Linked DNA regions of Homo sapiens: region 1 is linked to region 2. A link is a loop called in an ENCODE intact Hi-C map of the cell type or tissue named here. Cell type or tissue: B cell. All regions are shown on one strand. Each heading gives the region's core, and the rest is flanking DNA. Links, peaks and the distances in the headings are about the cores only. Region 1 overlaps TCF12 (transcription factor 12). Region 2 overlaps CGNL1 (cingulin like 1).

The links. Hi-C counts contacts between places; a loop is a spot of excess contacts. Peaks named below come from ENCODE experiments on the same cell type or tissue, not always from the same donor. Only the 100,000 strongest peaks of a DNase experiment are listed, where the experiment ranks them.
Region 1: a loop joins it to region 2, with 24 times the contacts of the local background. A loop is called at or near these places in 2 of 110 quality-filtered maps.

Annotation. Positions count from the first base shown.
Region 1 is chr15:57,212,785-57,215,284 of GRCh38, forward strand. The region is part of intron 8 of TCF12 (transcription factor 12); the gene reads left to right. Among named protein-coding and RNA genes, the nearest start is that of SNORD13D, 65 kb to the right of the region's middle. In B cell, for the core only: CTCF peaks have their summits at 1,224 (motif pointing left) and 1,430; a DNase peak (open chromatin) is centred at 1,227.
Region 2 is chr15:57,523,367-57,531,978 of GRCh38, forward strand. CGNL1 (cingulin like 1) reads left to right here. Exons shown (of 19, transcript NM_032866.5): 11 at 123-275; 12 at 1,215-1,385; 13 at 5,288-5,449; 14 at 8,324-8,413. Among named protein-coding and RNA genes, the nearest start is that of GCOM1, 64 kb to the right of the region's middle. RefSeq lists an enhancer at 3,924-4,507. In B cell, for the core only: CTCF peaks have their summits at 4,337 (motif pointing left) and 4,539; a DNase peak (open chromatin) is centred at 4,265.

The sequences.
Region 1 (2,500 bases), core at 1-2,500, 310 kb before region 2:
CTCAGGGAGAGTCAACGACCTACCCTAAGCTCTCTTGCCTCCTGAGAGGCAGAGCTGAAACCTGGATCCCTGTCTCCTGACTCCCAGTTTAGTGCTCTTTCGCGTTACATGATATAACTCCACAGTTTTCTGGGACCTGAGTAGCCCATCTTATATTACATAGAATACTAATGAATGATAGGGAGAATACTTCTGCCCTACTGCATACACATGTGCTACTGCTACATAGAACAAGTAGCTTAACAAATTTCTTCCAAGTTTTATATCTGTTTCCCAGTGTCTGTTTAGGGACACTTGTCATTGTTAGGAATAGTGAAGCATAACCAAATACTGGTCAAGCACTGCTTGTTTTGCGTTGTTCTTTGTTGAAAATGTATGACTGACACCATTTCCCATCTTTTTCCCTGTTGATGTCACTCTTCTTAGATGTCTTTTCAAAGTGAAGTATTTTTTGGCTTTTGTTAAGAATGGTCACCAGAATTTACTAATAAGAAACCATTCTTAAAAGATACGTCTTTTCATAAATTCAAGATCTGTATGATTTCTTCCAGTGAATATAGCAAAAATTAGCTTTGCTTTTTTACTTTATTGTCACAAATGTGAGGGAGGATGTTTTGGTAGACTCAACATTTATTTAGAGGCAAGAAGTATTAAAAAATTACTACCACTAGCAAGAATTTTTACTGAAACAAAAATATAGATTGGGGACCAAAAAATAACTTAATGTATAAGTTACTTACAGCTTTGGATTGCAGATTTTTGAAATGGTTCTGGGCTAAGATGCAGATGTTAACTTCTGGTCTTTTAAAAAATGAATTTAAAATAGAATAGAATATCTTGGTGCTGTTCCATTTCTCATAAATTGAAAGGATCTGATGTCTTCCAGTTCAGAAGAAAAAAAAATCGCACAGGCCAAAAGAAGAAACAAAAAAACGGGTGGCACTTTCTTTAAGAGACAGCTAATTTGACCCAAGACATCATGTTCACAAAAATTATTTAGCTTTACAGATGATTTTGAATGATAGCTTTGTTTGCCTACAGTTTTGTTTTGTTGTTAGATTGCCTAACGAGTCAATAGCGCAAAGCCTTGTGTCAGTCTTGAAAGCTCTTCAGAAGTGCTGGTTTCTTAAGGAATTTAAAAACCTGAGGGTCATCCTCATTGTTTTTTTTAATGTGTGCATACACACACCTTTAGGCAGTCCTTTGATTATGGAGCCATCTGCAGGAAAATTATCAAGTTGCAACATAGTTAATGATTCTCTTACTGTGTTACTTCAAGTGGTAAATGAGAAGTGACAAACTGCAATTCACGTAGGGAAGGAAAGGGGAAAGAAAGGGACAGCCAAGAGATGCAGGGGCAGGGGGACCCCCCCTCTTTAATTTTTCAAAGAAAACTGCTTTGTCGTTGTGAGTTTGTGATCAAAAGAAACGTGCAATTTGCTTCAGATTTTACATATTCTCAGTAATTATATAGTTCTGTCTCATTTGAAGGGTTATCTAATGATTGCCTTTTAGAAGCTTTGTATGATCTGTCAGTTCTGTTCATGTTGATGTCGGAGGGATACAATTTATTCACCTCAGAAAGAGATTTATTTGCTTTCTTCTCCAGGAGGTATGGCTGTTTTTACATATCCTCATTATAGTCGTATGGTTGTCAAAAGGAAATTAATTGTTCTTTTGCCTTAAAAATGCAGTTTACAGAGGTGATTGTTTCCATTGGCTATATAGGTAGGTGTTTTCTGTTTTGTTAATCATTAAGCATTTCTAAAACTCAATTTAGACTTGAGATATTTGTAAAGAAACAGTATGACATCTGATATCCTGTATCTGAGACAGACGCTATTTTATGAATTTTAGCATGTGTCTTTACATTGTGTTGAGAAGTGTATATTTATATGTGTTGATATCCAAATAAGTTATTTACCAGTACTCAGACTAATCTTTAATATCCACTGGTTATTGGTTTGGTTAAGATTTTGGTAATCACAATTGAGGCTTAATTGGAACAGTTTTTTTCATGGAGTGCCACTTGAGTAAAGATCACAAAAATCAAGTCTTTGATTTTTAAGATTTTCATACAGTGGAAAGATAGTAATTAGAAGGCTTTTTACTGATAGACTGGGTTATCAGCAAGATGGGAGTGATTGTTGAATTAAAAGATGCACTATTGATTTTAGATCAATAACACTATTAACTTTAAATAATATGCATTGAATGCTAGTGGATTGGTTTGAAAATGATGCATTATTTCACTGGAGTTTTATATTCTTGATTTCTTTCTTGCAGAAGTAAATTTTCTAAAATGTGAGGATATTAGAAAAACCAGAATAACAACTTTCTGAACATATTTACAAAGTAGCATATACTACCAGAGAAGTCTGCAATATAATGTTCAGATATAAAACCTGGAATTTTGATGTCTGACTTAATTAGCAAGGCTAACTAAAATACTGCACATTTGAGAGACAGCATTCACTCACATGTCATCTCTTTACAAGGT
Region 2 (8,612 bases), core at 3,114-5,613:
CTCATCACGGATTTAACAGATCTGATTGCTTTGCAGTGTGACTATGAAGTTCCCTGTGCCACCCGTTCCTGTGGCTACCTGGTTAGTAGGTGACAGCACTGTCCTTTCCCTGCCATTTGCAGGGAAATCTGAGTCAGACTACCCAGGAGCAGAAGCAGTTGTCTGAGAAGCTCAAAGAGGAGAGTGAGCAGAAGGAGCAGCTAAGAAGGTTGAAGAACGAGATGGAGAATGAGCGGTGGCACCTGGGCAAAACCATTGAGAAACTGCAGAAGGAGGTGAGGGGCTGGAGGAGGAAAGAGGAAGTAGGGCCAGATGTCTTTGTTGGACCCAGTCCCCTCTGAGGGTCTGGTGAAAGCCTGGGAAACCTGCAGTAGGTCTAAGCACAAAAGTGTCAGGGATTTGCAGATCCCAAGAGGCAGCTCTTTGGATTTGTTGAAAAGATAGACACTGGTCTAGAAAACATTAATGCCAGTACCCTCTGGATTCTGGGCACCAGAATCACCTCTTAACAGTTAGTAGAAGAAGGCTGTGTGTCAGTGCAGATGGAACCAATGTTGAGTGAATCAGAATCGACATCTCTGTGCAGAGTCTCTACCTTTGCATCTCTATTGCTTGTCCAGGAGTGTGAAAGGCAGCTTCAGAGCTCAGTAGCTGCTGCTCTTTCTCTTTATGTCTGCCCCACCATACCCAGAAGGGGTAAAGGCACAAAGCTGGCAGGCTTTCTGTATTCTGGGAGTTGACACGAGTGTCTGCTGTTTTCTGACATGTATTATGTACCAGGCACTTTACTAACTATTTTGTTTCTAACTAGAATTTTATCTGTATCTGCTGATAAAATTTTATCTGTATCTGTGGATACTAATTCTGACAACAACCCTGTAAGGTAGATATGATTTCGGTGTTTCCAGTGTGGACATGGCCAGGGCCCAGAGAGGTTAACGACGTGCCCCAGTCATGTACTGGTAAGTGGCACAGCAGCCCTAGGACCCTGAGGCTGTGTGCCTGGCTCCAAAGGACGTGCCTGCTCACTCCTCCATGCTGCTTCCAAGTCACAGGTGCCCACACCTGGCTGACTCAGGATCAGGTGCTGGGCCATCTTTGAGGGGGCCATAGAAGAAAGGGAGAAGAGGAGATGTGCTGTGTGTTGAAATGGGACCCAGACCCTGGTCTCAGAGCATCCCAGGGTGGGCTCACACCCGTGTCACTTCTTCTAGATGGCAGACATTGTTGAGGCCTCCCGTACCTCAACCCTGGAGCTCCAGAACCAGCTGGATGAGTATAAGGAGAAAAACCGCAGGGAGCTCGCAGAAATGCAAAGACAGTTGAAGGAGAAAACGCTGGAGGCAGAAAAGTCCCGACTGACAGCCATGAAAATGCAGGATGAGGTAATGCCTGGCCAGATAAGTTCTTCCTTTATCCCTTATTCAAAGTATCCTTTGCCCTGAAAGTCTTCTGTGAGGGACTTGGGGGTAGATTCGTGAGACAGCTTTGGTGCTTGACTCTTCATTCTTCACCTTCTGGATGGGTTCCGTGGGCAAATGGCATTCTGGAGCACAAAGGACCCACCGGCGGACTGTGAGGCTAAATGGACACAGCTTTAACCTGACCATTTTCTTGATGAATCTATAATTTTTTGCCTAAAATGTTTAGCTGCCATTTATGGAGCAGCCATGATGTGCCCAGCTGTGTCCAGATGATTTATTTATATGCTTTCATGTTTTAATTTAATCCTAGAATAGGGATTACAGTAACTGACTGTTTTTTGGCCATTGATTTTTGAAAATACAGACTTTTATTGGCATGAGGGTGGCGGACAAGAGTTTCACAACAACAATAATGGCGAGTAAAAGAAATCCTCAGGAATTTATGAGTATTGAAATGATTAAAACATTCGTTTTATATTTAAGAATAATTGAGCAAAGAAACCCAAATGCTAGCTCCCTTCAGGCTTGGCCTCTCAAGAACTGAGAAAAAGAAAGGGGATGTTTTTGATTGTTTTAATGGAAAGCCGGAGGCTTCAAAATGTAAGCACAGCCTATGCTGATTTCTAGCTATACCTCTTGCCAACTGGGTCACCTTGAGCAACTTAACCCCAGTTTTCTGAGCATATGTTTCTACCTCTTTAAAAATATACCAAATATTAGTGACTTAATTAAATGAGTTAATATGTGAGACTGTGTAGCAGCGAGTCTGTACATCCCGGACACTTCATAAATATTAATTTCCTTTTCTTTAATTTTAGGGGCTTATTTTTCATGAACAGTGCCGAGAGCACCAAGATTCCACAGGAAAACATTTTTTTCTTTAAAAAACAAACTTTAATTTCTTTGATGATCAAAGAAAAGTCACCCATGAGTCAGTGCTGAAACTGTGTAAAAGAACAATAGATATTTATTGCAGGCTTCTAGAACACTCTTGAAAGGCCCCTGATAATGGATCCCCTTTGGCTCAGGGTTATGTGATACAGGACTCCAAGTAAGCAGTGAAATTAGCGCACTGACATCACAGTTCTCTTTGGTATTAAAAAAAAAAAAATCACATTCATTACTACAGCACAGAGGCAGAAGGATTCAGGTATCTGCCAGAACACCAACAAGCACCTGGTCTGATTTGACTTCAGAAGATCACAGTGTCACAATGACCCCTGAAAAGTACTTCCCGTTGCGTTTTATATAATGATTTTTATGATAGAATCCTTGGGTTGGAAAGAAACATAGAGATCCTCTAGTTAGATAAGGAAACTGAGGTCCAGAGAGACTAGTTAAGGCCAGATGGAGACCAGTATTGTTTATAAAAGAGCAGTCCTTCCAAAACAAAAAAAAAAAAGGATTCCTTGCAAGGAAAATAAAGATGGCCCTTCCTGGATTTTTCTCACTGATGCAGCCCTGTGAGACACTGTTTCCATGTGAGCAACAGACATGGACACCTCATCATTCTGCAGGGAAACTGCAGTGAGATACCACCCTTGACTAAGTTGGTAGAGTGATGGAGTTGTTTAAAACAAAAGTGAATTAACAAGCCAAGGTCTCTCTGGATCCTTAAAAAACTCAGGCTCAACTCTGTTCACTGCCCCTCTGCTTGTGTTTTGATTGAGCTGGTTGAAGATCTTGGTTAAAAAAAAACCCCAAAAGCTACAGGAGTCCGTTCTAAGTGCTGTAATAGTGGCTGCCTTTGCTTTGAGAGAAATAGGCATTTTTCACCCATTCTACCTCTGATAAGCATGATCTTTAGAGAATCGAGACTTAGTGATTACCATTGTTCAGTTTATTTTCTACATCTCTTTTAGCAAAGGGTGATTTTAACTACTTAAAGGTAGCACTAGGAAGTTCAAAAGTTGTTTGCTTGCTTATGATTCAGGATACATTGTTCACAGACACCATGCTAGTTAATCTCTTCTGCCGGCCCTCGTCAAGGACTCTGAGTATGATGGGGCCCTTACCGGGTGTTAGGAGGGACCTGCTGGGTGTGGAAGGTGGGGCTGTGCTGAGCAGTGGAGGAGGGCACGCTGGGCATTGGGAAGGGGGACAGGAAGGAAACGCAGGCTGCACATTTGCCTGTCATTCTTTCTGACCCTCACACTCATGTTCTTTCTGGGTATCATCTCATTTGATTCTCATAATAGCTTTAGAAGGCTGATTTTATAATTATCCCAATTTTGTGAATGAGGAAACTGAGTCATAGAGCGTTTTTGTTTTTTGTTTTTTTAACGCTCTGGAATATAGCACATCCTCTGTATCCAGAAAATGTCCCATCACTGTTTTCCATGGGGTGATTTTCATTCTGTGCTTTCATGTACTTTCTGTCATGGTAACCACTAAAACCAGATGTGGGTCTTCATCTGGAGATGTCATCTTCAAGGCTAGGCTGTTCTCTTAGAAATGCCCAGTGCTCCTGTCAGCCTCCCAGAGAAGAACACATTTCCTCAAGCTTTTCCACGGGTTCTCCAAAGCTGTCCTCAACTACTGGGGCTTTCCAACTCTTCTGTGCCAGACACTGCAGAAGGGTGGCATTCTGTAGCGGAGATGGCCATTCACTTTCATATACTCTGAAGGAAACAGACCCCCTGGTGTATTATTCTATTCATGAGACTAGCTCTACTCAATACTAGTACCAACTCCAAGAGGGTAGGACACTTAGAACAAAGCAGACAGCCTGCGGCTTCACCAGATCAGCCCACACAGATGTTTAAGGAAGACCTACTGTGCCCTGAGCTGGCTGGTCTCCCCAGGGAGCTTCTAGAGAAGTTCAAGACACTGACTGGCCCTTGTGAATCAAGCTGTTTTGTCTGTTGCGCTTTCTTCAAAGCTGTTAGTTGAGTGCCACCTTGTGGATGGAAAAAACAACAACATTATAAATTAAGCTAGCTAATCATGTTCTTCTACAAAGCAGTGGCTTTCCCTAATGTGCCTGTGTATGTTGTTAGGTTTTTTGCCAGTAGGTTGCTTTGCGGTCATTAATTCAGTTGTGTGTTCTTTTTCACTGAGTTGAAACCTCTTTTGAGGTGACAGTGATACAGGTAGACAATAAATTACCCCCTGGGAAACATGTATTTAGTTAAGGGGCTCTCGAGAGGTTTTAACATGACCTAGTAAAAACGACATTTTGCATTCAGCTGAGCACGGTGGCTCATGCCTGCAATCCCAATACTTTGGGAGACTGAGGCGGGCATCACCTGAGTTGAGAAGTTCGAGACCAGCCTGGCCACCATGGTGAAGCTCCATCTGTACTAAAAATACAAAAATTAGCTCAGTGTGGTGGCATGCACCTGTAATCCCAGCTACTTGGGAGGCTGAGGCAGGAGAATTGTTTGAACTCAGGAGATGGAGGCTGCAGTTAGCCAAGATCGCACCACTGCACACCAGCCTGGGCAACAAAGCAAGACTCCATCTCAAAAAAAAAAGACAAAAAAAAACTATATCTTGCAACCCAGGAATACACGCATCTGCACAAATATATGAATGTCTAGCACAAAAGATTTGCAAATCAATATTTGCTAATACTCTGCTATTTTTTTCTGTTCTATTTAATTAAAAAATGCTGGTCAATATCTACCAAATAGAATTTGTAACCTAATAGGTTGCTGCCTGTAGCTGGAAAACCTCCTCTTTTTACAAAAAGGAAAGTAAGGCCCAGAGGGAGGTAGGACTTGCTCAAGGTCTTCTGATCTCCCATATTGTGGGAGTCCAGCTGATCTTCCTTTTGGTGGGGTCAGCCTGTGCACTGTCTGTGGAGGTCTCTATGCTCTTGATGCACCCCAGAAAACCATCCCAGCTGTCTCTCCTCCTAGATGCGTCTGATGGAGGAAGAGTTACGGGACTACCAGAGAGCTCAGGATGAAGCACTCACAAAAAGGCAGCTTCTGGAGCAGACGCTGAAGGACCTGGAGTATGAGCTGGAAGCCAAGAGTCACCTCAAAGATGACCGCAGCAGGCTGGTCAAGCAGATGGAGGTCTGTGGGCCGTACAGTGTGAGCTGGGGGACCTGCAGAGAGCGAGGCTGGGCCACGAGAGAAGCAGCCTCTTTGCTCTCAGCTCAGCCTTTGGGAAGTCTTGGATTTTTATTCTCTCCCACAGCTGGGTGTAGTGAGGTTATTTCTTGATTGAAGGAAGGGGCCAGTCATTTATAGACTCAGGACATCAGAGCTAGAAGGAATGATGGATATAAATTAGTCTAACATTCTCATTGTCTTGAGAGGAAATGGAACAGATTCTCAGGGACATTAGGTGATTTTGCCTAAGGGCACAGATAGTTCCTTTTCTGTTTGTTCTTTGGGGCAGTGCTTCCAGCTAACTAGAAGGAACCAGACTGCTGCATGTCCAGAGAGGAGCCTCCTAGGAATCATCATTCTTCATTTGCCACACCACATTCTCCATTCTTGCTTCCTGTTTCTGGCCCATTTTCCCTTAGAGGTTATTGGGCTTTGCCAGAGCTCGCAGCACACTGTGGCTCAATTTACTGTGGTATACATAGTATGTACATAGTCCAAGACAGCATATCAGAAAGTGCTGAATGCACTCACCAGATGGGGGTGATCTAGTCACAAGCTGAAAACACCACATATTAGAAAAATGTAAATGAAGTAACAGAATCTAAGTGTGAACAGTTCACTGAGGTTGACAAGAAGAACCTTAGAATCACTCCATCTGAACTTTTAAAAAAGAATAATTCTTAGGAGCAAAACTAACCCCCAGAAACACACACACACACACACACACACACACACACACACACACACACACACACGCCCCAGTAGAATTTAGAGAGAGGGAGAGACACTGAAAAAATGGAATTGAGAGAGACACTAAAAAATAGTCTCAGTCTTTTCAGAGAAGTTAAAATTGTCAAAGTTTTGATAAAAGACAGTGCTCAAGGCCATGGAGAGATGGCTTAAATTCAAAATCAATGGAATTCCTGATTCAACTTTGCAAATAAACAGAAATAATTTTCAAAACGTCCAGGGGACTTAGTAGCTGTTTATATCTAGGGAGTGTTGTTTAAGTCATTGAAGATTTTATTAGATGGGCCTCTTTTAGAGACTAGAATAACCTGATTACAGTTTTATTGCTCTTTTGTTGGACTGCTGTACATTTTGCTAATGTCCTGGCTCTGATCTCTTTAGGGGAGGTAATTCTAAGGCAAGCTAAGGTCAACCCACTTAACTAGAAACTGATTATTCTAGGGCCTTAAACAACCTGGCTCAAAACAAGCTAAAGCCCCTTCAGGCAGTGGAGGAAGAACCTTTGGAGTAATGGCCCTGGCCGGCACCCTTAACACTCCTGCTGGGTTCTGTGCAGTATGGCTTTTAGGCAAGAAGACAGTCTTATAAAGAGGTGCTTTTAGCTGGTGATTGGGTTGTTAGGTCATTTCCACTGCTATATCCTGACTAAAGAGATCGTTTCCTTTGGCCGACTTAGGTCTAGAAGGAGTGGCATAGCTAAGCTTCATTTGCCCCTTTGCAATATTTAGCTATTTTCTCATTAATTACAAAATGAATGGCTCTGAAGACCCTGCTACCATGAGATGCGCTTGAGGGGTGTTTCGTCCCCTAAGAGGCGGCAAGCAGGACCGTCTTGCTGTGACTACGTCTTGCCTGCTCCTTCACTAGCACTTAAATTAATTTTCAAGACTCAAGAGCTCTCCTAACGACGGACATTTTCTGTAAACTCAGGTGGCTGTTGTATGTAAATGCAGCTCTTGTGGATCCTGAGTGATGTCTGACTATAGTGAGACTGGTCTTGGAGGCATCAGGAACCACTGAATAAACAGGAGGCTTCGGTGCAGGGCCCAGCTCCAATCCAAGTTGGCCTTAGAGATGCTTGGCTCCTGGGTGAGGGTTTTCTAACTTCCCTATAGGTTTTGATCACTACCTGGGGGCCGTTCACAGACAGTCACTCACTCACAAGAATCCTGGGTGTTTTATTGTGATAAATAGAATAATATTTAGGGATAGAGGTGCCCATTGCTTGTCAATCCACTTTGGCAATTGCAGAGACAATATTTATATACAAATGCTGCAGGTTCACATTTAAAACTTGGAATGCCAATTGCTTTTTAGCATTTGTGGCTCTGAGTTTACTTAGACCTATGACAGATTGGCTGGTGACAGGAGAAACACGTGCTCAAGGCTGACAACCCCCAGTTGTAAGTGGGGTGGTTTGTGTTAGAAGCCTCTTTTCTTCATACACAAAGCTGCTTTGAAATGTTTTTCTCTGAACACTCAATTAGGTTAGATTAGGAGCCAACAAAGAAACCACCAATTATTATTCTGAAGTGATGATGAGTTTAACAGAATTGGTTAGCACTGTCTTTTGGTTAATCCAATGCAGGTTTGGGAGTGCATCGTGCAAATGCATGCTGTTCCTTAGAAGGCTTAGAAGGCTGCTGTAGATTGACTCCTGCAAGGCTCTTGCAGACAAAAGATTGTCCGGAGCGTCAAGTGTTTTTTCCACATTGTCTTTTAACAGGCACTGGCTTGGGTAGATCTGTTTAAAGTTATTGATTCACAGGGAGAAACAGAGACTTGACAGAAACATGCTCAAATATCCTTAGTGTTTGCATTAGGGTTTGGGATAATGTTTTTTCTTCTTTTATGTGTTTTCTACATAAACATTTTATGTTACACATTTTACATTACAAGTCATGAAACACATAGTTTAAGAAATATCTGCTTTGGGCAATGTAAGAAATAGATATATTGTTTTTCCAAACTCTAATGGTAGTTAGCTCTCATTTGCCCTTAGGATTGTTTCTCTGTGGGGGAGCCTTTGCTGTTAATCCCGGTCAGTGCAAGTTAAGTCAACTGTGTTTGTGATTTCCTTCTTAGGACAAGGTGTCTCAACTGGAGATGGAACTGGAAGAAGAGAGAAACAACTCAGATTTGCTGTCTGAGAGGATCAGTAGGAGCAGGGAACAGGTACTATTCTATAGGTGAATGATGCGTGGATTGTCCTGTGTGAAAAAGGAACATGAGGGGTTAATCCTGGGGCTTCAGTTAAGTCCAGGAGAGAAAAATTCATGCCATCTAGAAATTGATGGAAGATTGAATAGTCATCACCATAGTGAGCTTCTAGGAGAGACTTTGACCAGATTACTTGTATTTTAGATTTTAAATT